Regions from separate parts of the Homo sapiens genome. Here regions 2 and 3 are each linked to region 1. Evidence: chromatin loops called from intact Hi-C (ENCODE). Cell type or tissue: Caco-2. All regions are shown on one strand. Links, peaks and the distances in the headings refer to the core of each region. The heading gives the core; the rest is flanking DNA.

Region 1 (9,727 bases), core at 1,468-9,467:
CAGCTCTGGAGAGTACTAGGCAAAATATTGAGATTCTCTTTTCACAGATGGAAAAAGGAAGGTTCAAAGAATGAAATGGTGAACCTGGTGCCCCAGCCTACAGCCATCCAGGCAGAGACATCCAGGGGCTACACTGGGGGCCTTGGGGACCCAGTAAAGGGATTAGTTTTTGTGTAGTTGAGGTGCAAAAGCAATTTTACTTCTCTTTGTGCAAGCATCAGCTTGCTCTATCAAAGGGCTTCTCCCACACTTTTTGAAGCAGCAAGGGAAGAAAGTAAGTTGTAAGGGAGCAAGTGGCAAGGGGAAAAGGTACTCAGCATACTGAGTGCAGAATCTAGTTTGCCCTTGATGGTAGTCAAGGCTATTTCAGTTTCAGCACGTACTGCAGAGATCAGCCAGGGTCACCTCAGAACTGCCTGGAGGAAGCAGCTTTGATACTGTTCAATTGTTCTCAGACACTGCCACCTTTGTTCACCCTTTGCAGAAAAACAGGCTTTTTTCCTAGAACTGCCAGCCTTGTGGTCATGTGAAGGCAGATTTATAGGAAGAACCTACATAGCCTTTTATGAAGAAACCCCCTCTGACCTTAGGAATTGGTGAGATGCAGAATTGTCCTATTCTGTGAGACAGGGGACATCACAGGTAGATGCTGTGGTGGCCCTGTTGTGGGCTGCTTTAGTCCTGAAATAGGAAACTGCTCTCTGGTAGAGACATAGAGACTTCTCTGACATGTACCTGGTTACCTGATCAGGTCTCAGTGGGCCCGCTACCACGCCTTGGGGTTTTGTGCTCTTTGGTTCTAGCTGCAGAATCTAGAAGTATAAGCTAGTGGTTAAAACACAAATCCTGGAACCAAAGTGCCAGTTGTTCTATGCTTACCAAATGTCTGTGGTGACAGAGGTGTACCTTACCTGAAAACATGGGGCTACTAATAAAATCTGTTTCATAAGGTTGTTGTAAGAATTAAATGAGGAATTATTTGCAAAGTGCTTAGAGTTGTGCCTGGGGTGAGGCAGGTGCTCTGTCCCAGCCCAGCTCCAGCCAGCCTCTTGCTGCTCCCTGACAATGTTTCAGTTACGATAGTGGTGACATCCCTCCTTCCTGTGTCAACTGTAACTCACTGTCCCATGATCCCCCAGGAAGATGCACAAACCAAGAGGCATTTTGCCTTTTGCAGTTTAATCATGGATCTTTTCATGCTGCAAAACAACCGGGGTTTATAGGGACACAATACATTTTAGTTGAGTTTATTTACATTTTTGACGTTAAAGCAAAAGTGGCACCCCCAAAATTTAAACAGGCAAGAAAGACTTTATTCAAGGCTATTGCAATAGGGGAGAGAGGCCAGAACTTTGTCTGAATTCAACTCCACTGGAAACAGTGTGTTTTTGAATGCTGGAGTGAGAGGGAGATGTGTGAGCTATCTGTGTTTGCTAACTGGCTTTACCCAAAGGAAAGCAAACTTCTCATATCTTTATGACAGGTGGTAGTTTTACAACTTGGAGCAAGGCACCCACTGAAGTTAGGTTCCTGTCATTCCACAGGATATGTTATGAGGCTCAAAGCTATCTTCTTTGATGATTATATTTCAAAGACATGGATCCTAGATCCTTGACAAACACATTTCTGGGTAGTAAAACTGGCAAGGGATGTTTTAAAAGATTTACGTATATCTCAAAGGAGCAGAGAACAAATTTACAATTAAAAGTTTCCTAAAGAAAATACAGCCTGGCCAACATAGTGAGACTCAATTTAAAAAAAAAAAAAAACAATAGTCACGCCTGCTGGTGCGCTCCTGTGGTCCCAGCTACTCCAGAGGCTGAAGTAGGAGGATCACTTGAGCCCAGGAGGTCAAGGCTACAGTGAGCTATGATAGCACCACTGCACTCCAGCCTGGGTGACAAAGCAAGACCCTGTTTCAGAAAAAAAAAAGCTCTAAGAAAAGAGAGGTCAGAGCCTCAAGTCAGGAAGAAGCCCGTCTGAAGTTTAGTTACGCTGAGGGAAACATTAAGGCTATCTGTGTCCTTGGTGTTTTAGAAACTGGGTGGTGATTTGCTCCAGAATGCCCCTTCCAAAGAATTCCTTTTGAAGGTGAACACAAGAAGTGCAGGGCCCCTGCTAGGCCACAATAGGAGCCCAGCTTCTTTCAGTTACCTGAATGTCCAGTCTCAGCCCTTTCCTTTTTCAAAGGGCAGCTAACTCTCACTGACTGAGAAAGGAGACAGCCTCATTCTACTTTCTGTCTTGACCTCTCTGAGTCCAGGTCCACTTGATAAGGTGATGTCCCTCCCCTGGACCAAAGATTGACACTCTGCCCCTTCAGTTCATCCAAGGTCATGTGGTTTGGAAAAACCTATATAGCAGAGGAAAAGTCACGACCCTGCTAATTAGGACTTTGCCCTGAATGTCAAACGGGATGCACTTTAAAGATATAAGCCTGCTCACAGGAAAAAGACCCTTTGTGGATTCCTACTCCCAACCTAGGTCACAACTAGCCCATCAGCCTTCAGGTGCACACCCATTCCTTTCAGGAAAACTCCACTCCCAAACACCCCTAGTCATTTGGTCTGCAGAAGCCATCCAGGACTTCGACCAAATGGTTAGTGATGGCTGTTCCTATTTAAACCTCACGAAACAATAAGGTGTGTGGTGGTCGGGGGGCGGGGGGCATTTCTTGTTGCATGGAGAAGGGTGGGTCTGAAGTCTACTGGTCAGATTTATTTTTCAATATTTCTACCAGGGTGAGCTATAGGCGTGCTCATCCCTTCACCTCTTATGCTGTGTCTGCCAGTCTCATCCAATGGCCACATTCATTTTCAGGAAAAATATAGTTTATTACTTATTTATTTATTTTGAGACAGAGTGTCGCTCTGTCGCCCAGGCTGGAGTGCAGGGTCACAATCTCGGCTCACTGCAAACTCTGCATCCCAGGTTCAAGTGATTCTCCTTTGCCTCAGCCTCCTGGGTAGCTGGGATTACAGGCACCCACTACCACTCCTGACTAATTTTTGTATTTTTAGTAGAGACAGGGTTTCACCATGTTGGCCAGGCTGGTCTTGAACTCCTGGCCTCAAGTGATCCGCCCACCTCGGCCTCCCAAAGTGCTGAGATTACAGGCGTGAGCCACTGTGCCAGGCTCTGGGATGATAGCGTTTACATTGATATTGAGAAGTATTTCCCAAATTTGCAAGGTACCTTTCCTCTTCTCTCTCTCCTCCTTTCCCCCCTTGGGGCATTAGGCCCCATTTTTGTATAGGACAGTGTTTGGTTTCTTTCCTGTTCTGCTCTGGGAGGAGAGCAGGGGAGAAGAAAATTATTGCTAGAATATTAAAGGAGCTATGTTACCCAAGGGCCATTCTGATCCTCCTCCGGGCCTTTTGTGTATGGGGCTAGAGTAGGGAGGTTGCCAGTTCTTGCTGTGTCGCCCATGGGGTTTTGGCTCTAGAAATGCTACAGAGCTGTAGTTAAATTGTATTTTACGCATTCAAAGGAGCCACTTTCAAATCTTAAAGCAGACCCTGACCTGCAGAAAATCAAATGTTAAAAATCAACAGATGTTTGAGCAAGAGGAAGTACAACACTGAAGGTCTCTTCGTCGTTTGCCACATACAAGGCCTATGAGGGTAAATGTGGCATGCTCAAAGTAGCACAGATTTACACTAATGTTTTACCCAGGCAAAGTTTTCAGAAGAACTCAACTACCTTTAATGTTGATTCTAAAAGGGTGGTGTGTTCTTAGAGCACCCGTGGTAAAAAGAGTATGAAGCTCTGGACATTTGGGGAAGAGACAAAGAACCTGCTGGATTGTCTGTGCAAGACACAGGCGCTGACCTGGAGCTTACAAGAGGTGAAAGGACTAATCTGCATGGAAGGGACCCACACTCTGCACTACAGAACACATGGGAAGACACAGACCCAACTCACAGCAAGCCACATGTTGCCCACAGCAGGCCAACAGGCTAAGTATGTTGAAAGGGTTAACCATAGAGCAGTAATGTAAGAAATCTATGTAACAATGTGAACAGCCTCATAAAAAACGCCCAGCCAAGACCAGCTACATAGTTTTCAAAGCCCAGTGCAAAATGTAAATGTGAGGTCCCTTGTTCACAAATTATTAAGAATTTCAAAACAGTGACAGCAGAGATTAAACCAAGCACGAAGAGGATCCTCCTATGTGTAAAGCTTTGTGTGACTGCACAGAACCCACATCCAATGAAGTGAGCCCTGTGTCTCCAATAGAATCAATCCAAATGTATATCATCAAAACACTCTAATGCATTGATTTTACTTAGCAGGAAAGACCTTTGTCCTCTCCACAGAGCAGCTATGTCAACAGAAGGAAAAGAGATGGAGTGGACCTTCCTGGGATCCAGGCTGAACAGGGCTCTCCTCACTCTAAGGTGAAGACTGTGATTCTCTGTCTCCTTCTAAGGTGACGGGGTTCCTATTTTAAGCTATCTGCCAGTATGTGTGTCGGGTCTGAAGTTGTGTTGGTTCTGTGAAAAGGTTTCTCTTATACATGATTTCTTTCCCATGTCCCCCTTTCTTAGCAAACACATTGCTCTTTAAGAGATTCAGGGAAAAAAAATTTTTTGGCAAGTTTTGTGGGCTTTTATTAGATATACGCTGTAATTTCAAACTGATTACATGATGTCTGGCTTTCTCTGAACCCCAATTCAATATCCTGAAGAAGGGGAAGCTTTATTGCAAGGCTGAGGCACACACCAGGAGTGGGGTCTGGTGGGAAGTGCTGGCGCTCACGGGTCTGCTGATTGCTCTGGCTTCACCCCCTAAAATCTCTGGCTGACTGCGGATCCTTCACCTCTGCATTGCTTTTTACATGGACTTTTTCATCCTTCTGAATTATGTTTATTTTGCAATTATAAACTTTTTTTTAAAAAAAGACAAATCATTCACACTGTTACAACCTTAATATGCCAACTGTTTTCACTTTTCCACATTCTCTTACCGTCCTGGATTAACGTTTTGATCGTTGCATTCATGCTGGAATTATAAATTTTTGTTCCGGTATAGTCGAATTTTAATGCCTTCTATGCTCATAAAGTTAAAAATCATTTACAAATTTAAAGAACAGAAAGGAACAATAAAGCCAAGAAGAGGCCTTAGAATTGCCTGCAAATAGAAGATAAAGATTATGCAACAGTTATAAACTTTTTTCAGTAAAAGACAAATCATTCATAATTCTACAACCTTAGCACTCCATCTGCCTCTAAATGCTTAGTGGCAGTGATCCCAATAGAATAGAACTGAAGTGATTTTAATGGTTACCTATTTTATAGAAAAGAAAACGGAGTCTCAGAGGTTAAATGACCTGCCCAAAGTTGCACAGCCCCTAGATGCAGTCAGGACTAAAGTGGGCTGTGAAGGACTTTTTCACATAAGCTGAATAATCCTATTTCCACACTAGTAAGTTTCTGTGGGACATAAGTTCTTTGAGTGTCTATACTTTGTGGAATGAGAGAGTTGGAACAGATGCTTTCAAAAATCTTTCCAACTCTAAAACTTTGAATCCAACTCAAAATGAACACAATTGGATCCCAGCCTAGTCAGCCCAGGATTACCACACACATAATGAAAAATGTGGTAATGATCAGAACACTCACGATTTTAACAAGATGTTTTGTGCAGTGGCTAACTGGATTCTTACAAAAGCTGAAGGCTGGATCTCAGACTGCACTGTGACAATACATCCGCTGTCAGACAGATCCACAGGCTGGTGCTGACACTGTAAAATGACTAAGTCAGAGTAAAAGGAGGTGGTGGTCAGCAAACAAATGGAGGGGTGATCCTGTTTCCTGCAAAGATCCTTGAGCTTAGAGGACTTTCCAAGCAGAATAAGGCCCCCTCTACTGGTAGGATTTGTCATCCACCAAAAAGTCAGAACTTGTTAGGTTTGTGAGAAATGGGGGAAAAATCCTAATATCAGAACAGATTAGAGTGGTAAGGAAATGTGAAAACAACAACAAAAAACATAGTTTATAAAGTTTCAACTCTTCAGACAAGCAAATACAGCTCTAGAAAGTTTACAGTTGTTTTCCAATACATTTGTTAGGCAGCATTCTCCCAAGGAAATTTTCACCATAGGTGGTGAAAATATCTGACTAAAAATATAAAGCTAGCTTTTTGAAAATAGTGAATCAATGTAAATAAAAATCACACTTTTGATCAGCGGAGAGTAGGATTCTCCCCACACTCTCTCATGAAACTCTTTCATTTGCCTTTACCAAGATTTCTTAAACTTCAGTCATTCAACTATCACTGTCATGCTTCTTGCCATAGCCTAGTACTATGTGTATTATTTAATATTTTTCCTTCAATAAAACCATTTTTATTTTAGCTTCATCCTAAGCAATAGAATCCATGAAATTTCAGGTTTGATGTGTTAGGTATATATGTGTTTGCGTATGTGTGTGAATGGGTACATAAACCATACACACGATAAAATAAATACATGGCTCTTGAAAAATGTTCATCTGTGTGCCAAATTCTTCTCCATTAATTATTGCATGCGTGTAACATGCTTTACAAAACACTGAGGTAGCACCTCATGTTTAAGTCATGTAAATACGGTAGTCATAATTTCATCATTCCTTTAAAGGCAAGTTGTTGATTGCCTTTCTTCATCTGGTCTTGCCCTTCTGCCTTATCCTCTTCCTTGAGGCCTTTCTTCATCTCTTTTCCATCCTTTGACAGTCATTTGGTTTAGTATTCATATTTCTTTTCTCCAGTGTGGTGAGGAAAACGTCTTTCTCTACTGCCCACTGGGGACTGTGCCTCATTTGACACTGAACTCAGGGAAACCACATTGAAACAAACTGGCATTTGACAGGATGAATAAAAAGACCTTTGCATCCTTGTCATCTCCTAGGAATTGGGGCTTGAAGAATATTGAACAGTGATGTTATTTCTATTTCATCCTCATAGTCAGCCTTCTCTGAGGAAATGGCACATAAACACAGAAAGACCAATGTACAAAAACATGTTTAATAAATTATTCCTTGAGGAACAGAATAGAGTCTGTTTTTGTTTGGGCACTGTGAAGGCTGAAGTACTTGCAGGGAAGAATGGAGATGAGAAAAAGGCTGATCTTCATGAAATCGTTTCCTTTATTAAACATTCCTGTGGAATTAATTCATGCTCTGTTTCTTCAGTAAAAAAAGCGACCATTATGCATTTATGGCTGGATCAATACAATTCCCAGTTAGTTATAACTTGATACTGCTGTGAACCCCCAATTATTTACAGTGAATTATCTGTATTGAAGCTGACCCACAAAAGATCACTTTTGAAACGTCTTGTCATTGTAATCTGTTTTCTTGGCTCTAACCTATTATATCATCTCTGTTAACACTTAATAAGAAGTAAATAACCTAGGTTAGGCATGGTGGCACATGCTTGTAATTTCAGCACTTAGAGAGGTCAAGATGGGAGCCTCACTTGAGGCCAGGAATTCAAGACCAGCCTGAACAACATAGTGAGACCCCATCTGTAAAATTTAAATTTTAATTTTAAAAAGAAGTGAATAAACAGCCTTTCAACACAAAATATTACACTTTTAAGCAACTTTGGACCTAAAGAGCTCAGAAAGATTTGCTTCAAGTACAATCCATTTTATATTAAGAAGTGCATTACCTAAAGTTATATAGAAAACTCTTCTCCCAAAGGAAAGAACTGCAGCGGCTAAATTTTCATTTTGGTAACATTTGCATAAGAGTTTCAGAATCATATGGAAGATTTTTACCAAGTAGCCCATGATAAACCAAACATGGATGAAAATGAAAGTTACAGCAGAAATTTAAGCATATTCAATTCTAACAGCAGCTGATCCTGAAGACTGAAAAGCTAATACAAGACTCTGGGACCCATGTGGAGGAATGGGTTCTCTGCATTTACCGTGGCTTCCCAAAGAGGTTCTTTCTGATGGCAAACAGATGGAAACCCCATAGAGAGGCAGATTACCGCTGTGACTATCACAGGGCTACATCGTGCTTTGGAAATGACATCAGCCAGGAAATCAGTGACTGGAGTTTCAGATTTCATAGAAGGATTTTGCTTCGTTTTTTGTAGGCCCAAAGATGGCAGGAGGAGGCAATAAATTCTGCCTTAGAACCTCTCCTGGTAGATGTTTAAAGAGATTATAGGAGTAAATCAACTGTCCCAATCCCCTGATGTGATGTGGACCATCCGGTTTGAATTTTAATTTCTAGCGTCCTTCTTTTAGAGAACCGAAATAAGCCAACAACTCAGAATTAAGTTGGGCCTGATAAGTGGAATGCAATGCTGAGGGGGATTATCAGGAAGACCTAAAGTATTTACTTTTTATGAAGCTTTTCCCTTAACCAGATTTATAGCTGGAAAGGGCCAAGACTGCAATAGTGCTGTACATAGATTAGCATTTCTCACCAGAGAATAGATTAGGTTGTCTCACTTCAACGCTAAATCCTGCTGTTGTTTTCATTCTTTCATCGTTACTGAGATTTTACTGAAATCACCTTTGTGAATGTGGAGGAAATTCTAAAACTGGGGAATATGTTTTCTGTGACTTGCTGTATGCATTGGTATTTACCTTGTGTTTTTGCCAAGAAGCAGTAAGCAAGGTTTAGACTTAGTTCTTTGGGTGGAACAATTTAACTCTCTATTTAACTCTACATAAGTGAATGCTCTTCCAGTGAATTCATATCCAATTTTATGAGTAGCTGTTGCAATTTCAAAAGACTTGATGAGCAGTTAATGCTAATGAAGTCAAGGTTTTGGGTAACATCTTTACAAAGGTCAGTTAATTTTGTCCTACTCACCTGAACTTGAGGAGTGACGCTGGGTCTCAAGGAAGACATACTCCCAGAGTGTTTGGGAATACGCATAAAGATTCATCACCCTATGAACAATAGTCAAAATGTATGGCGTATATGTGATGCCAAAAGAAATTCAATGACACTTTAGATGATGAGGCATCCTTTATTTAAGGTGTGTATGTGGGAACTACCTCCATAGGTATACAGGACCACTGCAATGCGATTTTGCGGTAGGGAAGAGTGATTGGGCTTAACTCCACATATAGCATGGGCAAGTGGGAATTTATAGCCAAGGAGCAGGGTGGGGATCAATGGATGGAAAAGTACTAAGAGCAGACATTAGGGCTAAGTGGGGATTCTGGCCAGACTGACATAATAGGATTCTTGCTGAAAGCAGGCTGGGGTGATCAGACATACCTGAGGAATGGTGGAGAATAAGAGACCCAGTAACATCTGGAGGGTAATCAGATATGAAGGAAGAGGGAGTCTACTAAGCCAAGGATTCTTGTTAAAATTGGACAGTGCAGGCCGGGCACGGTGGCTCACGCCTGTAATCCCAGCAGTTTGGGAGGCTGAGGCAGGTGGATCATGAGGTCAGGAGATTGAGACCATCCTGGCTAACACGGTGAAACCCCGTCTCTACTAAAAATACAAAAAATTAGCCGGGTGTGGTGGTGGGCACCTGTAGTCCCAGCTACTCAGGAGGCTGAGGCAGGAGAATGGCATGAATCTGGGAAGCGGGGCTTGCAGTGAGCCGAGATCACGCCACTGCACTCCAGCCTGGGTGACCGAGACTCCGTCTCAAAAAAACAAAACAACAACAACAAAAAAAAAACTGGACAGTGTAGGGACAAATACGGAAGTCCAAAAGTCAAGGCCTACTTGAAAAGTTCAGGGGAGCCTGAGTAGAGTTC
Region 2 (10,932 bases), core at 1,165-9,164, 66 kb before region 1:
CCTTTGATAGCTACCAGATGAGTTTAGCCTTTCCAACACTGAATCTTTATCAGATTACTATAAGATAGAAAATTTGTTTTGCCTTTTAATTTTTTCAGTTTCTTTGACTGGCCTTTTCTAACAAAACGTATATGTTGATTATAATATTTTTCCATTGAAGCAATGTTGTAGTTAGAGTGTAAGAACATACTGTGGAAACCAACTTAACCCACAATTTAACTGAACATTAAACTATTAATATTTCAGCTGTAGCATAGGTTAAACAGATTTGAGAGCTGACAGAAAAATCTGTAGCAAGAAGATACTGATCCCTGCTCCCCACCCCACCATCCCCCCACCCCTGTGTGACTACAGGGGCCAAGCCCAAGACAAAAGGGCCAGGGACAACATTGTGTTGGCTGTCTCTTACCACATGCTGTACCTTTAGTAGCTTCTAGCCTCAGGTATATCACCAGGAGAGTGAGTATAGGTGGCTTGGATAATATCACTTAGCTTTGGATCTCTAAAGAGAACTTTTTCTCTTTGACAATTTTATGTCTATAACTTAAAAATAATATGTTTGTTAATCTGAGAATGCCTGTATTACATTATTACATTGTTACAGAATACTTTTATAGTTAGTTTCATGTGATTAGCAAACAGTTAATCCTGGGAAGAGGTTGGTTGTCCCCTCTAACACTACTTTCTTACATAATCCAGCAGTAGTTTGGTCAGATTAAATTAAATCTTGAAATACAAAGTCAATGCTCAGATCACTCGTATAAGCAGCTAAGTCTGGGTTTTCTTCTTAAAATCTGACCTATAGAATAGTGCTAAAGAGATATCCAGGATACTCAAACTAGAACTTTCAAAATATAGTTGTTATAATGGTTAGATGCTTTTTGCTTTGGCTGAAGTCTACTTCTGAGCTTCACCTTCAATGATCTTCTAAATGTATGGCCCATTTCATAATTTGTTCTTTTTAATAAGTCTATAATCTTTTTGACTTATAATCAAATGTGTGATTCAAAAAATTAAAATTTAGCTAGAGACCTCTGTGACCAGCAGACGCTGGATTTATCCCTTTTAGATTAGGACTGTTTGGTAGTTTCTGCTAAATCTTCAATCCGTTAAGCCTCAAAGAGTAGTTTCAGATAATTTTTGGTGGCCAGATTGGCCTCCATGTCCACATTTTCCATGTACATCATTTTATCTCTTATACCTTGCGTACATGTCTGTTCATTCATTTATGCTGTTGATCATACCACAACTTCTTTCTTGCATTCTTTCTTGAATCTCTTAGCATCCAGGGGAATAGTGAGCCTGTAATTTGAAAAACTGTACTTGAAAGTTTTCATATTCTCTGTTCCAAAAGTAAAGTTTTAAAAATGTACTATGTGTTGTGGAAGAATACACACAACTTGTTTGATCCAGTCTCTATATACATTATTAGAAATTAAATTGTAAAACAGTGAACTCCATTTTTAATTTAAGCACAGCCCCCCACCCCCCGCCCCATTAGTTTTCTTTCTTTTCTTTTCTTTTTTGTTTCTTTTTTTTTTGTGAGCTATGGAGTCTCGCTCTGTCACCTGGGCTAGAATGCAGTGGCATGATCTGGACTCACTGCAGCCTCAAACTTCTGAGCTCAAGTTCTCCTTCCGCCCAATCTCCTGAGTAGCTGAGACTGCAGATGCGTGCCGCCACATCCAGCTTATTTTTTATTTTTTTATTTTTATTTTTTTAGAAATGGGGTCTCACTATGTTACCCAGGCTGGTCTTGAACTCCTGGGCTTAAATGATCTTCCCACCTCAGCCTCCCAAAATGTTGGGATTACAAGCATGAGTCACTGTGCCTGGCCTAGTTTTCTGTAATATTCAGTATTTGGCCCATCTTTTTTATGTCTTATAAAATACATCTAAATACTTAAGTACTTAAGGAATCATATATTTAGAATAATAGAGAATTATGGAATGCAAGGTACTTATCTTGTTTTCAGAGATGGTGATCTTGGCTTTTTGTAGCTCTAGTGTTGACTCTCAGGCTAGATTTATACTTCTAGAGCATCAGAAGTCAAAGGAATATGTTGGGTCAGTAGCTATGAATATCCCACATCAGATGATTCAGGTCTAAAAAAGAAGAATAGGCTTTATGTGGTATGTGTACACATGCCTTTCAGTAGATAACTATCACATACAAGGTAAATTGAAATAGTTTTAGGCCACCTGTTATTTGCTGTCTTCAGTAATTCATTTTCCCTTCCTTTAATATGGTGTGCTACATAAGGGACAGAGTATAATTTCTTCCCTTTCTGAAAATGAGCTTTACAGGTGTTTAATAAGGAACTGCTATATAGTTGTATACCCATGTGTGTTAACATGGGTACAGATCAGTATGGTCAGCTAATTTCTGAATGCCCAGCAGTACAACTAAGAATTGTACAAAGGGCATTATTAGTGGTGGTGTTTAGCTCTGGAATAAAAATCTTGTACTTTGAAGTGTGTTTCTTCTCCAAGATTAAGGCCTGTGGTGTTTGTTGTTTTATTGATCCATGTGGGGTAACTACATAAGGTTCTCCAGAATCTCAAGAAGACTCCAATAATTGTCTTGTTGTTAAGGCATATTGAACGTTTTTGTTTGAATGTGTTTTCTACCTGTATATGTATCCTGTGAAGTAGTTGACTTAAATTGTTAAACAAAGCCAAAGATTTCTAGTACCTTTAATTGCATAAACCAAGATTTCTGACCCCATTTCAAATTCTGTTATCAGTGGCAGAAGAAGTGCCAGACCTCTGCCACGAAGGGGTTAAATGCTTTTATCAAATGTGTTTATGAGGGGCCACAGCTTTGTTGGCCGTACTGCCCTTTTTTTTTTTCTACTTTCTACTTCACTAATCAAATGTATATTAGATTGATTATTGTAAAAGTATAAACCATAGAAAATTTGACAAGATAGATGTGTAAATTATCCTTCTGACAGAAGTAATGATGCACTCCAAGCACCTTCTGTTTTCCAGCGCTTGGTGAGTGACTTCATTAAATATGCAATGGCTGTTGGGTGGCTTCTCAGACGATGGTTCAGTTCCTTGTGGAATTGCATTATTACTAGAGGTGTAAAACCAGGCAGACAAGCTAGCTGTTGGGCATCCTGCTGAGGTTCTAATGTGCTCCATCTTGTTGGAGCAGTTGTTTGCAGTCTTTTCAGGACAATTACATCCATAACCACAGGATACATTCAGTGAAACTGTATTACAGATAACAGTGGAGACTGGTATTCACTGCTCGTCACCCCTCTCTCTCTTCAGCTGCCTCAGTGTGGGCAGCTTATAGTAGTATGGTAAAGCCCCTTTTACCATTCACAGAGTAGTTGTTTAAAAAAAAAAAAATCCTGTGGAGCAAATCTGGAAAAAACTGATTTTTAACTTTTTTAAAAAGTGCTTAAAATCATAGAATATTAGAGTTGAAGAGACCTTATAAAGTCTAATCCATTTGCAAGTGAAAAAACAGGCTGAATCATAGTCATGGGCAGTCCCTTAGGAGATAATAGAAGGTCCTGGTAGAATATCTTTTAGGTGGTAGAGATTGCAGGAATAGGGATTTATTTACTCTTAGCTTCTGGTTTTAGAGCTATCTCAAACAAAATTTTTCATTTTGAATTTAAGGTTTTTTTTCTGCTGAACTTCATTTCCCCCCGTCTTAATACCAGCAATACCTTTTTATTTCTGAAAGCCAAGCAGATAATTTGCTTTCTGAGATTATCACAGTATTTATTATTTTGATGACAATTTGATGGTTTCTTAGAGAACTGGACACAAAAGATGGTTTTAGTTGAGCTCGAAATGGTATTTAAGGTTTCCAAAAGGCAGATGCTATGATGTATCACTATAGCCTAATAAATGGGAATGCATTATAGAATGACAGGCTGAATACTTTAATGAAAGAAGGTTTCCCATTTCAGTTGGTCAATTAAATCACTGTTGATGACTTTGGATCATTAATGAACATTTGTAGAAAATGACCGTTTGAATTCAATTAGTATGATAATAGGTTTTTTGGAGAAGTACAAGTACAAATAATCCTAACTGTAAATTAAAAGATTTATCCATTTTGCCACAGATAAGTTAGCATATTGCTTGCTTTTTAATACCAGAGCAAACTGACATTTCAGAATTCTTTTACAGATTAAGTACATATTCTTTCTTACAAAAGTTCTACTTACAAAAGGTTATGTTTTTCATTGAGTACCTTTTGAAATATAATTTATGCTGCTAACCATTATGTTACTTCACTATTCTCAGAACAAATTAGCAAGACCTAGAAACAAAAAAAGGGAACTTTGTACAGTATGTAAAAGCAAAAGATTAAGTTTACGATGGATTAGGTATTTGATTTATTTAATGCCTTAGGAAAAAAATTCTAAATCTGGAAAAACAGTAGGAAGAAAGTAACCATTATTTGGGAACATGCAAATTTATTTAAAAGTACTGTGAAAAGAAAATGTAAATAGAAGCTTAATAGCCAGAATTTTTTCTTGAGCCTATTAAAGTTTCAAATTTTCTTATTATTTGAAGCCTTTATGTTCGTTAAAATATTTTAAGGATATATATCCTGTCATTTTTGCTGAATTTACCCAACAAATTCGTCTCAATGTGATGTTTTTCTTTAGTTAACTTCATTTTCTCTAAAACTTGGGTGTGTTTTGGTAGTTAAGGCAGAGGTGGGTTCTTTCGAAATGCACGTTTTTCTCATTTTGTTATTTGTAAAATGGGCTATAATCTCTGTCCAAGCTTCCTTCAATCTCCATTTCATAGTTTACAGAGAAAGGAGACACTGTGGAGCACAGACTTCCCCTGGGAATACATTGGGCTTAATGAGCTTGATAGTCTGGTGGGCTCAATAAATCAAATAAAGCAAAACATTTCTCATTTTTGAATAAAAGCATTTATCACACAGTGTTTGTTCACTCATGGTCACAAGATTGATTGGTTCCCAGTATCATAGCATATATTGAAGCATTTTTGATTTTGTTTTTCCAGTGGGCAAGTTACGGAAGCAATGGCTAAAGGAAAGTATCTCTGATGTCGGCTTTGGGATGCTGAAGTCTGTCAAGGAATATGTGGACCCCAATAACATCTTTGGAAACAGAAACCTTTTATAAATCCATTAGTACCATTACAAAAAAATGTCAATTTTTTTTTTAAGTTTTCAACTGTGGTTATACTAGTAATCAAATATATCATGGACTATATTTTGGATACATTTGTTTCTTTGGTTTAAAATAAGTTTGTTTTCATTCTGTAGTTTGTTTTGTTTCTACATCTATGGATTGACAGATAGTATTCCTAAATCTCTCTCATTGTAGGTACATCATTTTACATTCAGCGGTTGTCATTTCAAATTTTAGTCAGGCAGCACAAAGCTGTCAATTATTCCAGAGGAAGCTGCTGCCAGCTGTTTTGTATTGTTGCTTCCTCTTGGGGAACAAAGACAGATTTGGTATCATTGATTGCTCAGCTAGCCTCTTTTTAAAAGAACGTTTCTGGGAATCAGATGTCTAGGGAAGGATTCCACTGAGGAGTGATACACGTGTACATTGTTTAAGAGCATAGTCTAGTGTGAGTAGGCCATTAAGGGGAAGGATATTCATGAAAGAATTTAGGCAACCTGTTATTTAGAAAGCCTTCACGTCTGTAAGGTGCTTGGCCTACTTTTTTTTTTAAATTAGTATACATGCATAAAACCTTGTATCATCAATATACAAATTATTCTGTTAGGGGACATGTTTTTGTTCTCCATGTTTCTGTTTCTATTGTGGTATGAGTTGTATTTGTATCACTGAGATAACCTATTGTTATATTCTAATTCATTGATAATATGTTTTGTAAGAAAAGCTGACATCCTTCATTGCAAGTGAAGAACAGGTTTACCATGAAATGAATGCCTTTATTCAACTTAGAGTCCTAATGTTTCTGATTTCACATTCTTGTTGCTGAAATGCAGAAGAAACAGCTACAGCAAGAGCAGAAGGAAAACTCTTAGACTTAATGTCTCCAATTGCAAGAATTGTTTCACTAAAGAAACAGTCATCATTCAACTACTGAATTTGAAAGCCTCAGCAGTTTCAATGACAAAAATCATTTTTGATTTTTTAAAATTAATCCCAATGGCATGATAAATTTTCATATAAAAAGTAAAGTTTCAATTTAGTTTTTAATAATGGTTTAATGCCTTTTTTGAATAACTGGTTTAACCTAATTTTTTTTAAATGTAATGTATTAATGCATATACCATAATCAAAAGTTTGAAATATCCTGTTTCTTAAATAATGAGAACATTAATCACATTTAGCAAGCATTTGTACATTCAAACCTGGATATTAAAGTGAAATGATTACTTTGAATCACTGTCTGCCAAGGTTCATGATTCACATTTTGAGATGGATTCTTTTCTTAATGCAATACCTAACTTTTGATAATTTTTTAAAACTAATATTTGATCAGATAATGTAAGTCAAAATGCAGACGATCCTTTAAAAGGATGCATTGTCTGTGTATGTAGCAACAGCTCCAAAGTATTTTTGGGCAGTTTGATACCTTTTATATCTGAAGTAGCCTTAACCAGAAAAATGGTAATTTAAAATTGACAAAATGATATTTTTAAGACTTCAAAATGATAAATAATTTTTAACTATTAAAATTGGCCTCAAACTAATAAATCTGTAATTAAATTAGAATTAAATATCAGTTTAACAACAAAATGAAATATTTATTTTTTAGAAGCTGCCTCTCTTCATTGGTCATTTATTTTTAATTATAAAATTTCCAACAGATCTTTGCTTTAAGCCCTTGATATTTGACCTAGTTGGACACTTGATGAGGAAGTTGCCTCTAGAATTATAAAAATCTCAGCTTTATAAAATGCATCTGTTCACGAAGGTAATTTCTTTAATTGGTGATCAAAATATAAAATTAAGGTACTAATGTCTCACTGGAAGTATATATATATATATATATATATGTATGCATGTGTGTGTGTGTATATATATATATATATATATGTATATGTTTCTGAGTAATTTTTAAAAAATAAAACAGGTTAATAAGAAGATCCATTCCTTTGCATGTGATTGTTATAACATTCTTTCCCAGGGAGTTCAATTTCAGCAACCTCAGAAATCCATACTTGATATTAGGAAACTGTAAATGTAACACCTGAAATTATTATGTTCACTATTCTACATGAACCTTATGGAAATTCATGATTTATGTCTTTGTTTTTCTTTTTCCAAGTATATGCAGGACTCCCCAACCTTGATTTTATAATGGTGACTGCATTTTGTAGGTGGAATCATTTCTACCGAAATCATTTTGAAACACAAGAATATTGATCAGTACTGTTTCACTCTGATTTAGTAAATCAGAAAGCCTCCCCCTACCCCCAGCCCCCACTTTCACATACCTTCTGGGAGGTGCCTCAGTATAGACTTGGTATCTGTGAAGGACTGAGTTCATGAATATGCACAGAAGCACTTAAACCATGCCTCTTATTTCTATAATATCTGAAAATGGCTTCATAAAAGTTAAGTCAGGAGAACACTGTTTACATGACACTTCTTAACTCATTTTTAATGTTTATTTTTAATTTCAAAAACTTGTTGCCTATTTGGTTTTCAGTACTGCATAACACTGACTTTCTTAAATTAGTCATAGTTGCAATAATTTACTTAAATTTGGTAATGTCACATTTGGGTTGGGGTTTCAGTGGGAATAGTAACTTGCCGCTAGTGAGAAATGGCATTGAATACTAAAGACTCAATATGAACAGGCTTTATAGACCCTTAGAGAAACTGTTGCCTTAATGTTTGGTGCAATTTCTAGTAGTGCATAAGTGAATTTAGTCTTATGATAAGTAACTTTGAGCTGTTTTTAGCTTAGTAAGAATTGTGGAAACCACATGTTTATTGTGCCCATCATTTTACACAAAGAAAAGAGGATTATATTATTTCTTCTAAGGAAGTAGGAGTTTTCTTCCTAAAAGTGCTTACATATTGTAGTACTATTACTTAAAAGTTATTTATGAAGTTGGGAGCCTTCTAGTTTGCCTGTGTTGATGTATTTTGAAAACAAAATTGCAATAAAGGATGAGCTTCCATCGGTGTGTATGGTATACCAGATACAGATGGTTGCAAGGAAACCTTTTCCCCCACTAGAATAGTCTATTAGTAACTGCTAAGTCCTAGCTTGCATTTTTGAAAATGCCTTTCTGCATGTTAGCACCCAGACTTTCCTTTGTCATATTCCTTTATAGCTACAACTTAACTGTAGCTTATCAGAGAAGCTCTGTAGTCCTACACTGAAGTGTGTTCCCTTGGCTGTTCATATGGGGCTGGGTTTGGTTGAACTTCCATTCTGTATAAATGCTAGAACACAGTTACTACAGATTGATTCACAAACTGCATGTGCTGGTGCTTGAGGCAGCCAAAATGGAATGCTGTGGAAAGCATATCTATATCTTAAAAAACACTCAGACAGGAGTTAAGGACAGCTTTAATAATTTTTTTGTTTACCACTTAATCTTTATCAACTTTGATTTTAGTTAGGGCTTAGCTCATGGTTGAAGAAAAGTGGAAAATAACAAGTGCCCATTTAGGTTTGAAGAATCCAGAATGTTTTACCTTTGACTTTATGAGTTATAGAAGCTTGGCTTTGCTCTAGGCTTCATGTTCCCAAATGAGCCATCTGTCAGTATATTCACTTAATTCTTACTAATTTCAGTTTCCTGTAAAGGAAACAACTTACATATTGATGCTTAAATCCAGAAAGTGTAAAAGGTTTTCTTAAACTGTTAAAATATAGTGTCTGATATAAAGGATGTAAGTTACTCAGCTTTCTGCTCCCTAAGCCAAACAGTGTTTGTCTTCAGTGTGAAATTTAACTGTAAAAACTACTTGTAATGTCAAGAGATTATAGATCATATTATTAATAAAATGGACCTGGGTCTAATATTTTTTTTCTTCAAAGGGAGTGTGAAGCTGTTTATTCTTTTATTTGCATATGAGTTTTTCTTTTAGTTTTAGTTTTTCATGTTCATATTTCCACTGATTTGAAAACACAAAATTTATTTTTATAATTTTGTTGCTTGTAGCATAATCAAGTGCAAAATCAAGTGCAACCTACTTGTGACTAAATCTCTTTGGATTTATAGCTGAGGATATTGTTAGCTAGGTTTTGTCAATCCCTAATCATTTTTTAAAATCAATGCTGTATTCCCAGGAGGCTTTGAGACTCCTATGAACCTGAAGCACTCCCTTTTGAACCTTGGAAGATCCTCAAAGAGTGAGCACTCTTGTGCTCTTCTAATCATAATTAATTCCTTAACAAATCAGAGTAAGGACCACTGACATATAGAACCCTCAAGCCAAAGAACCATCACAGAATTTAGTAACTTTAGTTCTGTGAACATGAAAAGATTTCTTTTTTGGTTTCCAAAGGAGATTATTTATTTTTCCACAAGGAAAAACATCTTGCAGAGACTCTGAATTCCAAATCTGAGTGAGAAAGAAAAGGAAAAAAATCTGTTTCATGGTGGATTTCTAAGCAACATATATACATGTTTTTAAGACAACCTTTTGTTGGCAGTGTTTTTCCTGAACACCATATGCACCCTAGGAAACATGTTTTTCCTTTAATCTTGTTCACATATCAGAAAAGGACATGAAATGCTCATACTGGCATACAAGTTTCTATAAGTAGTTATTTTTTGAGCTACTTATACTATATCCCCAAAAGCTCACAGTGCCTTGTTGGGATTTTTTTTTTCCATGAACTAGCCATTATTTTAAATGAGTGGGAGAGGGTAAGTCTTTAGACAGAGGTCATTCAGCAGTTCAAGACTATTCCTCTTCAAGAACATGTCAGGAATTAAGCAGTTATATGTGGAAACACTGGTAATTCTTTCCACAGTGTTGTTTTGGATAATCTGTTCTAGTATATTTAACTAATTGTATGGTGGACCTGTACTCTGATACACATCGAATCAGTCAATGGGATTTGTATGTGCTTTTCCTTCCTACATTTTCATTCCTACTGCCCCAACCTAGTAGCCCTAAGTTGTGGCTTGGTGGGTTTGGCATTGAGCCTCAAGACACTCACTACATTCTTTCTGGATGTTTGCTCACAGGCTCCCTGAGGAGCAGAACCTGTGGAGCTGGGGAGTGCGGGTGGTTTCTATTCCTAATATTGTGTGTCAGTCCTTTTTCGTGTGATGGTGCCTTCAGAATAACGAATATTTCTGTTCTGGACAATGATTAAATCTTATGAGAAATATATGTAGGTTATATTAATTCTTGTCCATTTTTGCTAAGCCTGTGAAATACTTTGGCTCTGATACAACTTAACTTGAATAATATCTTATCCTGAGTCTTCCTCCAAGGCAGTACATATTCCTGCCAGGACTGTAGTAATCCTTTGGGAACTACATGTGAGTAAGCACTTGTATGTAAGCCATTATACTGCTGTAACTAATGCATACAAACAATTCTTCTCTTTACATTTATAGTCTAAAAGGGGATATGCAGTGGGAAGGAAAATTCCTGAGAGATTCCAGCATAGCTTTGTCAATTCCGACTGAGCCATACTGTTTTCCACAAGGGCTCAACACATAGTCAGTATTCCGTGCTTTCAGTGTGTGTTCAGATTCTCCTCTTACTGGTTTTCTTAGACTGTATTGTTCTATAAGCAAATGCCCATGTGTGATTTTTAAGATGTGCTGGGGAAAAATAAATCAATACCACAACCACCCATTGTTATAGAAATTGTTGTTTATTTCATATTGGTTCTATTTAACCTTTATTGACAGCATGCTATACTCGGCCAAAACAAACAGGATACACTTTGTGCCCATGAGTACCCTCTCCGGTAGTGAAGGGCATGTGCAGATACTGATTTTATAATGGT
Region 3 (10,932 bases), core at 1,442-9,441, 110 kb before region 1:
GGTGATCCGCCCGCCCCGGCCTCCCAAATTGCTGGGATTACAGTCGTGAGCCACCATGCCCAGCCACAAAAAGTGTTATTAAAGAATTGTAGTTCATGTCATTTCTTGTTCAAGTCTTGAATGACATAATTCTAATTCACCATTATTGCCTCTAATTTTATGAAAAAAAATATGAATGCCAAATTAGATTTTTCCTTTCTGAGACAGGGTCTCACTTTCTCATCCAGGCTGGAGTGCAGTGGCACAATCACAGCTCAACGCAGCCTCTCAATCTCCTGGATGCAGGTGATCCTACCACCTCAGCTTCCTGAATAGCTGGGACCATAGGCACACACCACTATACCTGGCTAATTTTTTTTTAAACTTTTGTAGAGATGGGATCTCCCTGTGTTCCCCAGGCTGGTCTTGAACTCCTGGACTCAAGCGATCCTCCAGTTTAGGCCTCCCAAAGTGTAGAGATTGCTGGCATGAGCCACCATGCCCGGCCCCAAATTAGATTTTTTAAAAAATTACAGAAGTTATAAAAGTAGTTTGGATTTGTATTTATTTTCAACAAAAGATCTCAGAGAGGTCGTGTTCAGTCTGTATTGACCAACTCTGCCCCTTCAATAATATCTCCCCTCTATAGAACACAGATTTAGTACACTCATAAAGCTTTTGATTAGATGTGTGCATATTTTGTTTTCTTGATGCTCCATCTACTTTTCCACACTGCAAATACTTACATGTAAATCTATCTTAAATTTCATTAATAAGAAGTGATGTACAAATGTATCAAAATACTAAGTTTATAATTTCATTACAATGGAAATGTTGATTTCCAACATTTCCGCCATAAATAGTTGGTGTAATCTGATACAGTTTTTATTACAATTCGATATGCCCCTGATAGAAAGTGACACAGAAGACCTACTTGTGCTATTGAAAAGCAAGTATGGAATTTTCCTTCATCCTTGCAGAAATCAGTGAAACTTGTCCTTTTACTCATTTAAAAAAATTCTTAGGATGTTCACCCAATGACTATAATCTAAATTCACTACACAAAACTATAGTGAGCCAGGTGCGGTGGCTCACATCTGTAATCCCAGCACTTTAAGAAGCTGAGGCAGGCAGATCACTTGAGCCCAGGAGTTTGAGACCAGTCTGGGCAACATGGCGAAACCCTGTCTCTATAAAAAATACAAAAATTAGCTGGGTATGGAGGCATGTGCCTGTAATCCTAGCTACTCTGGAGGCTGAGGTGAGAGGATCCATTGAGCCCAGGAGGTCGAGGCTGCTGTGAGTCGTGATCGTGCCACTGTACTTCAGCCTGGGCAACAGAGCAAGACCCTATCTCAAAAAACAAACAAAAAAAACTGTATTAGCTATATATCTTGGAACAAAATAAAGATAATGATTGATAGACAGTGCTACCATGTGGTTAAAAAAGCAGGTCGTAAAGAAAGGTCCTTTCTAGTCTATAGCTATGACAGTTCAGTTCTATGTACTTAATAATTGACAGTTTTTAGAAATACAAATATTATGGACTAGAAAGTTTGTCTTACTTGAAACTGATTTTAAAAGTCCAGATAGATAATATTCTATTCTCGAGCATTGCTCTTAATAATGGAGCAATTGCTAAGAGTAGTTACTGGGATTTGGATATCTAACAGTTTTGGAAACCTACATATTTTACTTCTATTATAATGCACATGTAGAGAGGCATTAATGTTTATCTTACCTGGAAATGGATAAAAGGTTTTATAATGGTTTAGGGAAAGTTGTATATTAGTTTGTAGAACATACAAGTCTCATATGTCAAGAGTGGTACAGTATTTGCTGCCTTCCTTTGTAATAGTGTTTTCAGGCAGAAAAATTGAAAAAATCAGGTTTTGGAACTAGTCATTGTTCAATTTGGGATTTGGAATTTCAGTTGATAGCAGGGGAATTAAGATCCATTAAAGTAGATGGTACATGGCTTATGATTGTGCCAAATTCTTGATTGAATAATGAATTGGTTGCTTGTAATTCTTCACTGTCATTTTATAGCACTTCCATCTTTGCAATATTTTCAGATTCAAGTTGCTTTTGAAATGGGAAACTGTAATTTTGGATAAATATCTTTTGGGAAAGAACATACATGACTGTTCACAAATAGCAAAGTGGGCTATATGTATATTTTTATTACTATTCTTACTGAAGGAAATAAATTAAGCAACCTTATACTAGCATTAGAAGGATTCTACTAAAGTCTCTCATCCGATCTTTGTCCATGTGAGCAAGTATCCTCTTTCAATACTTCACTGCCTTGTGAGAAGCTAGAAAGGAGGATTTAGTGGAAGATTAATGTGATTCTTTCTCATAAGTGGCAGTCCAGTATAATCTCCTCCTTTATTCAGTAGATGGGTAAATGATTTTTAAGACGTTCTCAGAAAATACATTTCCTGCTGTAGCCTATGAAGAGGAGGAAAATAATGTTTTTTAATCAGCATATCAGTGTTAGATATAACGTGTTATTATTCTCTAAAAGAGATAAATAAAATTGTTAGTTTGGAAATAACGATGTCTTTACAAGGTTAAAAGGAAAACCGAGTGTTAAAACAAGCTCAGAAGCAGTTTCTGAAGCTTGGGTTTTTTTTGTTTGTTTTCAATAAAAACTTAGGAGTAGTGCCCTATGGTATTTTGAGAGGAGCATTTATTCCAACAAGAGGAAAAACTGTATTTGGTATTGATTAGTACTCATTCCTCTCAAAACTCTTCTCAGTAAAACCTAGTTTCTTCGAACTAGGTTTTTAGAATTATAGATGAAAATGCAGCTTTTCTTCCCACTACCTTTTGATGGAGGGTAATTTTTCCTTCCTTCTATCACTTTTATTTTAAACAATTTTAAACTGATGAAGGTTTGGGGTTTTTTGTTTGTTTGTTTTAATGATTTTAGATTATAATTTGGGAAGACATAAATTTTATGAATTGTTCTGTTTTAAACTTAATTTATCTTGGAGGAGTTCAAATAAATTAGAAGGAGTCAGGTTTAGCACTTACCTTATAAAACACTTAAAACTTCTTTTTATTCAACAGTAATTCTTGGGAGTATTTATTACATAGAGAAACTGAAATTATTTTAAATCATTTTTTTTGTGTCATGCGTTTTTTTCTCTGAAGCAGAGAGAATAACCCTAGTCAAGTGTTTGGTTAATTGGATCATTTACTGTTTGATCCAGCAAAATTAAGACAGTTATGAGACATGTTCTCTACCAGAAGCCACTCAGAACAAGTTATTATACCTTTACTAAACTGAAAAACTATAAAGTTATAATTAGGAGACTGGCATTATCTTTTGGTCTTTTCCTTAATATAAGTGGAGGGCAATATTCACTCCCTATTATGTATTATTTTATTCTTTAAAACCAAGCAACAATTGACTTGTCAAAATAAAAAGTTCTTATTGTTTATCATACGGACTCCTAGCTGTAAGTCAGTATGTCATCTCTAAGATGACCAACCAGTAATAACTGTAGCCTTAAATAGTCTATCATTTCATCTGTGATACCAACTCTGACTTATTAGTTAGAAGAAGAATTTGTCTACATTTTAAGTTTTTATGTCCAGAAATTCACATTTAACAGATTATCTTTTTTTACATAGCCTTTTTTGAACTTTTTTTTTTTTTTGAGACGGATTCTCTCTCTGTCACCCAGGCTGGAGTGCAGTGGTGCCATCTCAGCTCACTGCAAGCTCCACCTCCCAGGTTCATGCCATTCTCCTGCCTCAGGCTCCTGAGTAGCTGGGACTACAGGCGCCCGCCACCACGCCCTGCTAATTTTGTTTTTGTATTTTTAGTAGAGACAGGGTTTCACCGTGTTAGCCAGGATTGTCTCGATTTCCTGACCTTGTGATCCACCTGCCTCAGCCTCCCAAAGTGCTGGGATTTGAACTTTTAAATTAATCAATTTTGTTGTGTGCCTTATTTGAGGTAGTGTGCTCTTAGCTTGATAACCAACATAATGCAATGGATAGTATGCAGTTATATGTGGTTCCTCACTTCTAGTGAGGATGTTGCATATTATGATAATTTTTTGTGCCCAAATTTTTGTATAGCACATGGAGTTTAGTATTGAAGCATTTGCTTCTGATACAACATGAGATTGATAGTCTATTTCCAAGGTAGTCTCTAGGCTCAAGAATTTGGGCTGTTCCAGAGTCTACATAGGATGTGGATTTACCCTTTGAGGAAACAAATGTTTTCAATCAAGTATAATTCATTCCTTAGCCATGGACCAGAGTTACATGGCTGCCATTCAATGCTTATACTTTTATAGTTTATCCTTATGACATTACGTTAGCAGAAACCCCTCAGACATGTGAAATATATGTTAATGTTGAATTTATTTTGCTGGTAACTAGTCTTTTAAGAGGTGCCTTCTCAAATATGTCTCATCTGAATTGCAAGTTCTGATTTTTTCTGTGACAAGTAAGAGCTATGACTTAGTTTTAGAAAAACCAGTTTTGCAGAATATTTTGATGTTTCTTTTTTTTTTTTTTTGAAACGGAGTCTCGCTCTATTGCCCAGGCTGGAGTGCAGTGGTGCGATCTCGGCTCACTGCAAGCTCCGCCTCCCGGGTTCATGCCATTCTTCTGCCTCAGCCTCCCCAGTAGCTGGGACTACAGGCGCCTGCCACCACACCAGACTAATTTTTTGTATTTTTAGTCGAGACAGGATTTCACTGTGTTAGCCAGGATGGTCTCGATCTCCTGACCTCGTGATCCGCCTGCCTCGGCCTCCCAAAGTGCTGGGATTACAGGCGTGAGCCACCGCGCCTGGCCAAGGAAATATTTTTAAATAAAATGATAGGATTGAGAAATATGTTGCTTTTTAAGTTAGTGCAGAGAGTACTAAGTAAATAAGACTAATCAGAATAGTTTTTACTATTCAGATTATGCAATCAAGTAAATTCCTGGTTGTAGCATCCCTAAAGGGAAGAAATTGCCAGCAATTTGACTAAGTCAGTCTTGTATCCATGTTGTGAAGTCATCGTGGTTATTTATTTCATTATTAAAGTACAAAAAGTATACTGATATTTCTGTATTAGTCCATATCAGGTTTCATATAGTTTCAGACTATTAAGTATAAAATATAGTTAGGTACAAGTTCGATGATTTGAGAGATTCTAGTAAGGGTACATTTATCGTAGCAGGAAAGAAATCAATTATTTCATTAGCTCAGTTTTAGTAAGCAATTTCTGTCTGAGTATTCTTGAATTCCCTGAATTTATCATTAACCCATCATTAAAATTTGTAAAAATATTCCCTCTCAGGTTAGTTTTGATCGCTTACCAGCAGGGGTCACTTTAACTCAAGGACCTTTTTCCCTCCTTTACAAAATCTGTGGAATACTCTCAGCCCTGCATTAGTAAATAACATGGGAGTGAATTTAGAGCTCAAATTCTCAGAACTTGTGCTGTCTCTGACTTTTGAAGGCAATCTTTTGTGGTTTTTTTAAACCTACCAAATTAGTTTTAAAGCAGTGGAAACATAACCTAATCTTAACTGTACATATAGTAACTCAAATTGATGTTGTTTTTTAAGAATAGTAACATTATTTTGATCTCTTGATTATAGAACCTTCCATTTAATTAACTGTAGTGGTAACTTTTAATTATTTGAATTATAAGAAATGTTTTCAGCTTTATATATTTAGAATGATGTGCAGTGATTTACAAATATCAATTACCAGGAGATCATAAACCAACCTAGATGCTATTTTTGAGTGCTTTACTTATATAAGCATTTAGTTATGACAATAACTGAAAAACTCTACTGACTTTTTAAAAATCTGGTACTATTGAAGTATGAGACTTTAAAACCGTTGGTTTGAATTAGATAATTTCAAAAAAGTCCATGTTAAAATAATTTAATATCTAAAATTAAAAAAATTCTTTAGCTTATTAGTTCTGTTTTGATAGTGTTTGTCTGTTACCATCTACTATTCCTCCTTGATACTAATAGGAATACTGGATAGCTAGCTTATGTGACTTGATTATCAAGTTAAAAATCACACTCAATATAATTGAATATTAGTTGCTATATGATACAGCAGTTGCCCAGGAGCTTTCTTGCCTTTTTTCCAGCTTTTTAATTTGAAAATTTTAAGCATACAGAAAATTTGAAAGACTGGTACAGTGATCACCTGTCTATCCACTTCATATATTCAACAATAATTAAGTTTTTGCTCTGTTTAACATGTACGTGTATATGTTTTTTGGACCATTTGAAATTAAGTTGCAGACTTTTTTTTTTTTTTTTTTTTTTTTTAAAGACAGAGTTTTGCTTTTGTTGCCCAGGCTGGAGTGCAGTGGTGCAATCTCGGCTCACTGCAACCTCCGCCTCCTAGGTTCAAGTGATTCTCCTGCCTCAGCCTCCCAAGTAGCTGGGATTACAGGCATGCACCACCACGGCTGGGTAATACTGTATTTTTAGTAGAGATGGGGTTTCACCATGTTGGTCAGGCTGGTCTCGAACTCCTGACCTCTGGTGATCCACCGCCTCAGCCTCCCAAAATGCTGAGATTATAGGTGTGAGCCGCCATACCCAGCCTAGGTTGCAGACTTTACAGCACTTAACCTAAATACATCAGCACCGTCTCCTAAAGACGGAATAGTGTTCTTCTTTATAACTACAATACCATTTTCATGTCTAAGAAAATCAGTAGGAATTTTTTTTTTTTTGAGACAGAGTCTCGCTCTGTCGCCCAGCAGGCTGGAGTGCAGTGGTTCACTGCAACCTCTTCCTCCTGGGTTCAAGCAATTCCCCTGTCTCAGCCTCCTGAGTAGCTGGGACTACAGGTGTGTGCCACCATGTCTGACTAATTTCTTTTTTTTTTTTTTTTTTTGTATTTTTAGTAGAGATGGGGTTTCACCATGTTGGCCAGGCTGGTCTTGAACTCCTGACCTCGGGCAGTCTGCCTCCCTTGGCTTCCCAAAGTGCTGGGATTACAGGTGTGAGCCACTGCGCCTGGCCAATCAACAGTAATTTGTTAATGCCATCTAATATTCATTATATAAGATTATTCCAGTTATCTCCAAGATATGTTTTATGAATAGTGTTTGCAAACCAAGATTTAATCAAGACTTGCATATTTTAATTGTTTTAAAGATTAAATACCCATAGAAATTTACTACACTAAATGTAATATACTTTCCTTCCCCCCCCCCCCCTTTTTTTTCATTTTGTTTTGTTTTGTTTTTGAGACAAGGTCTTGCACTGTTGCCCAGGCTGGAGTGCAGTGGCACAATCTTCGCTCACTGCAAACTCTGCTTCCCAGGTTCAAGTGATTCTCATGCCTCAGCCTCCCAAGTAGCTGGGATTATAGGTGTATACCACCACGCCCAGTTAATTTTTGTGTTTTTAGTAGAGACAAGCTTTTGCCATGTTGGTCACGCTGGTCTTGAGCTCCTGTCCTAAAGTGATTTGCCCACCTCAGCCTCACAAAGTGCTAGGATTGCAAGTGTGAGCCACTGCACCCATCCCCTCCCATTTTCTGATATATGTGTACTTACGTGAATTGTTTTCATTAATAATACTTGCCATTGATAAAGGTGCGGTAGAATGTGGTTGTTAGCAGGAGATGGAATTTACAAGTTGCTGGTAGGAACTTAAAATGTTTTTGTTATGAATGACAGAGTGGCTGTTACTGTCTCATATTTTACTTATGTGCTTAAGCTAGAATATATAAATATATATGTTATATGTATATTCTACTTATGAAGAAAAGAAATTTGGTCTAATCAGGCTTTGTATATTTTATTAGAAGTCAATGTGCCCACTTTATGAAAAACATTTCAGATTTGTAAACGTGAAGAAAACTGATTTTCCTTTAGTATTTTTGGAAACTGGTAACGTTTTTAGAAGTATCAACCCAACTACAAAGATACTCTTATGCCAATATTTGAAATTACTCAGGTAGTACATTTCTTTAACATTTTTAAACTATTATACATTTAATAAGACTACAAAATAGAAAATAACATAGTTTTAATGTAATTTTTGTTTGGAATATGATAAAGCTGTGTGTGCATGTGTCTGTGTTTTAAGTGATTTTTGGAGGCTGTGTGGTTTGCCTGAAATAGTGCTCATCTAAAAGTCAGAATGTCTTCATCTTCTACCTTTACTGTGGATAAAATACAGTATAGTTCATAAAATGGCATAATACTTGAGGCACTGGATTTTAGTTTTAGAAACATCTTTGTTCTAAAATAATCCACTTTGGGGTCTGGTATTTCTTTTAGGATATTCTCATATGTCTTTGCCAGACATTAGGCAGCTTTTTCTGCTGATAAATTTAAAATCTGTTAACTTATGTTTGTATTTATTTATCTATATCTGTAGATTTCTTCTCTCCAAATATTTTATAGAAGTCATTGATATTTGTCTTCATAAAAGTATATGAAAAGTTAACTTTTTTTCCTCTGTAAATCCTTAGGAACTAAGCTCTTGATCTCTTAAATATAGAAAGATAATATTCACATTCTACCTGTCTAGCTTCTTACTGTATTAAATTTGTATCACTTTTTTTTTTCTTTTTAAAACAGAGATGTGCTCCGGCATCTATTCGCCTCATGGACAACAAGCAGTTTCAGTTTGGTAAGTAAGGAGTGGTAATTTTAAAATGTCATTTAGCCACAGAAATTTATGAAACATCAGTAGGAAGAGTACGGAGTGCAGAGGTAGAAAGAACGTCAGTCTTGCCTTTCAGGAAGATGTCAGTCTAATGAAGATAGACAATTACATAAATGAGTGAGGGTAGCAGTGTTGGAGGGCCTGTGAAAGAAGACTGCACTGGATACCATGGGCTGCAAATGAAGGAATTGATTCTTCTTGATTTTGCTTGAGGATAAAGAGTCAGAAAAGGCTTTTATAAGAGAGATGCTTGAGCTAAATCTTCAAAGGTGAATATAAGTTTGCCTAGATGTCTCTTCTTCTTCTCAACCAGACTTCTTCACTTGGCAGCAAAAATGTGAAGGTGTGAAACTCAATGATGTGTGTTAGGGGACTTCAAATTGTTCTATGTGGCTCAAATAGAGGGTGGGGTTAGAGTTGTTACATGAGATAAAGTTGGTTGGGTGGGCTAGGGCTTTGCAGGATAGATTTGGATTTTGTCTTGTCAGCAGTGGGATTTCTTTGAAGAATAAAATCAATCAACTTTACATCTTAGCTCATTCTGGCAGCATTGTGCAGGATAGATTAGAAGGGTACATGCATGGAGGAGAGACACTAGGAGATGAAACAGCTCAAGAAGCAAAGTTTGAGGGCTTTGAGCATGGCAGCAGCAATGGAGATAGAGAACGGATGATAGATTTTCAGAAAATCAGTTTGCTAACTGGATGTGGAAGGCTAAATAAAAGGAGGAGTTGAAGACAACACCTAGACTGATTTGATTGGGTAGATTAAATAACATAGAAGAATGGGTGGTGGTCTTGGGAAAAAGATATGATAATGGGTTGTAGTTATATTGTGAAATTTACTTTGGGATTTAAGTTTATAGAATTTAAATACCCTCAAAACAATTCCTAAAATCATGAGAGTGATCGTTCAGTAATAAATACTAAAGGCAAAGATAGGCAGGCTTTTGTCATGTCTAAAAGTAAGCTGAGATTTTAATTTAGGGAAGCATGGTTATAGTTACATAGAAACTTAACTAAAGTCAGGTTCGTAACATATTAAGAGTTTTAAAATTACATTCTTCTAAGTTAGTCATAATTGTTTATTTCTTTAAGTAAATTACTTTCAAAATACTATACTACTGACAAAAGTTTAAGATAAATATGTTCTATAAGTAATGAAATACTTAAATCAAGTGAAAAACCACTTGTGTGTTTTGGCCTGCATTTAAAGATCTAGGTCTTAAAGAGAGCCATGCATCTAATTAATAAGACTGTGTTATTCGTTTATATGTTATTGTTGTTGTAAACAATGTTAGACCTAGGCATTTGTAAAATTAGTTATGATTTGGCCATACTTATTTATAATTGGAGTCCATAACAATTTAAAGTGAAGGTTTAAAGAAAGTCTTCCTGTCATCCCTCTTCCATGTTCTCATTACTATACCTGAAAACATACTTACTTGCTCCCCTCTAGCTTGCTCCTGTCTGTGGTATTATAGGTTCTACCTTCTCTAGTCTTTACTGTGTCTCCCCTCTCTCTGCCCTTTACTTAGCCACCAAAGTGATCCTTTTGAAATACAGATCTGATCATGCTTTTTGGCTGTCTATATAACCTTTTTTATTTCTCAATTTTAATTGAAGCCTTTACATTAATATATCCTGCCATGGCTTCATGATCAAGCAAAAGAGGAAATAATGCTTAGCACAACAAAAGGTGCCCCAGACCCTGCACTAACCGTATGGCTGATTGGTCGGTGTTTATACCACATTGGTTGTTAACAAAGCACATGCCATATTATTAGTTGTTAATATTTTTAATATAATCTCTACTTCAGGTACAACTCTTAATACATTATATTGACATTATCTAATTTTAGTATATTGAAATGATATATATCATTGTGTATATTGAAATAATCCAAAGATGTCCTCTATAAACCAAAGTTTCTCGAATTTAGGGTATGTTTCTTAGTCATTTTTCTATCACCTGCACTTATCACGTAATAGGCATTTATATGTTGATTCAATTAATCATCAAATTGGCAAGGGGGTGAACAAATCCTAGATGGCATAGTGCTGATTACATTGTCAATAGCACACTTTATAAAATTCTATTCATGACTGTTCGTCAGAGTGGTATCCCCACTTTACAAATGACTCAAAGACTCATTATTTTGACTACGGTCCACAAATCATACGTGGTAGAGCTAGGGATGAACCCAGATTTGTCTGACTACAAAGCCCAGGAGTTTTTGCACTGTCTGTAACCACTGCTTTAAAATATAGATAATTA

The links. Peaks named below come from ENCODE experiments on the same cell type or tissue, not always from the same donor. Only the 100,000 strongest peaks of a DNase experiment are listed, where the experiment ranks them.
Region 2: it touches region 1 in a loop (2.8-fold over the local background); 4 of 110 quality-filtered maps call a loop at or near these places.
Region 3: a loop joins it to region 1, with 20 times the contacts of the local background. A loop is called at or near these places in 56 of 110 quality-filtered maps.

What each region holds. Positions count from the first base shown.
Region 1 is chr2:177,598,774-177,608,500 of GRCh38, forward strand. IFT70A-AS1 (IFT70A antisense RNA 1) reads left to right here and starts at 4,287. Exons shown (of 3, transcript NR_198966.1): 1 at 4,287-4,400. LOC124906098 (a long non-coding RNA gene) reads right to left here and starts at 5,904. Exons shown (of 3, transcript XR_007087317.1): 1 at 5,625-5,904; 2 at 4,970-5,133. In Caco-2, for the core only: a CTCF peak has its summit at 5,877 (motif pointing left); DNase peaks (open chromatin) are centred at 1,478 and 5,858.
Region 2 is chr2:177,533,061-177,543,992 of GRCh38, forward strand. AGPS (alkylglycerone phosphate synthase) reads left to right here. Exons shown (of 20, transcript NM_003659.4): 20 at 5,014-10,774. The coding sequence ends at 5,135. Among named protein-coding and RNA genes, the nearest start is that of IFT70B, 14 kb to the right of the region's middle. In Caco-2, for the core only: no CTCF peak of the experiment used is centred there; no DNase peak of the experiment used is centred there.
Region 3 is chr2:177,484,581-177,495,512 of GRCh38, forward strand. It overlaps AGPS (alkylglycerone phosphate synthase), which reads left to right. Exons shown (of 20, transcript NM_003659.4): 12 at 8,568-8,619. Among named protein-coding and RNA genes, the nearest start is that of IFT70B, 63 kb to the right of the region's middle. In Caco-2, for the core only: a CTCF peak has its summit at 5,347 (motif pointing right); no DNase peak of the experiment used is centred there.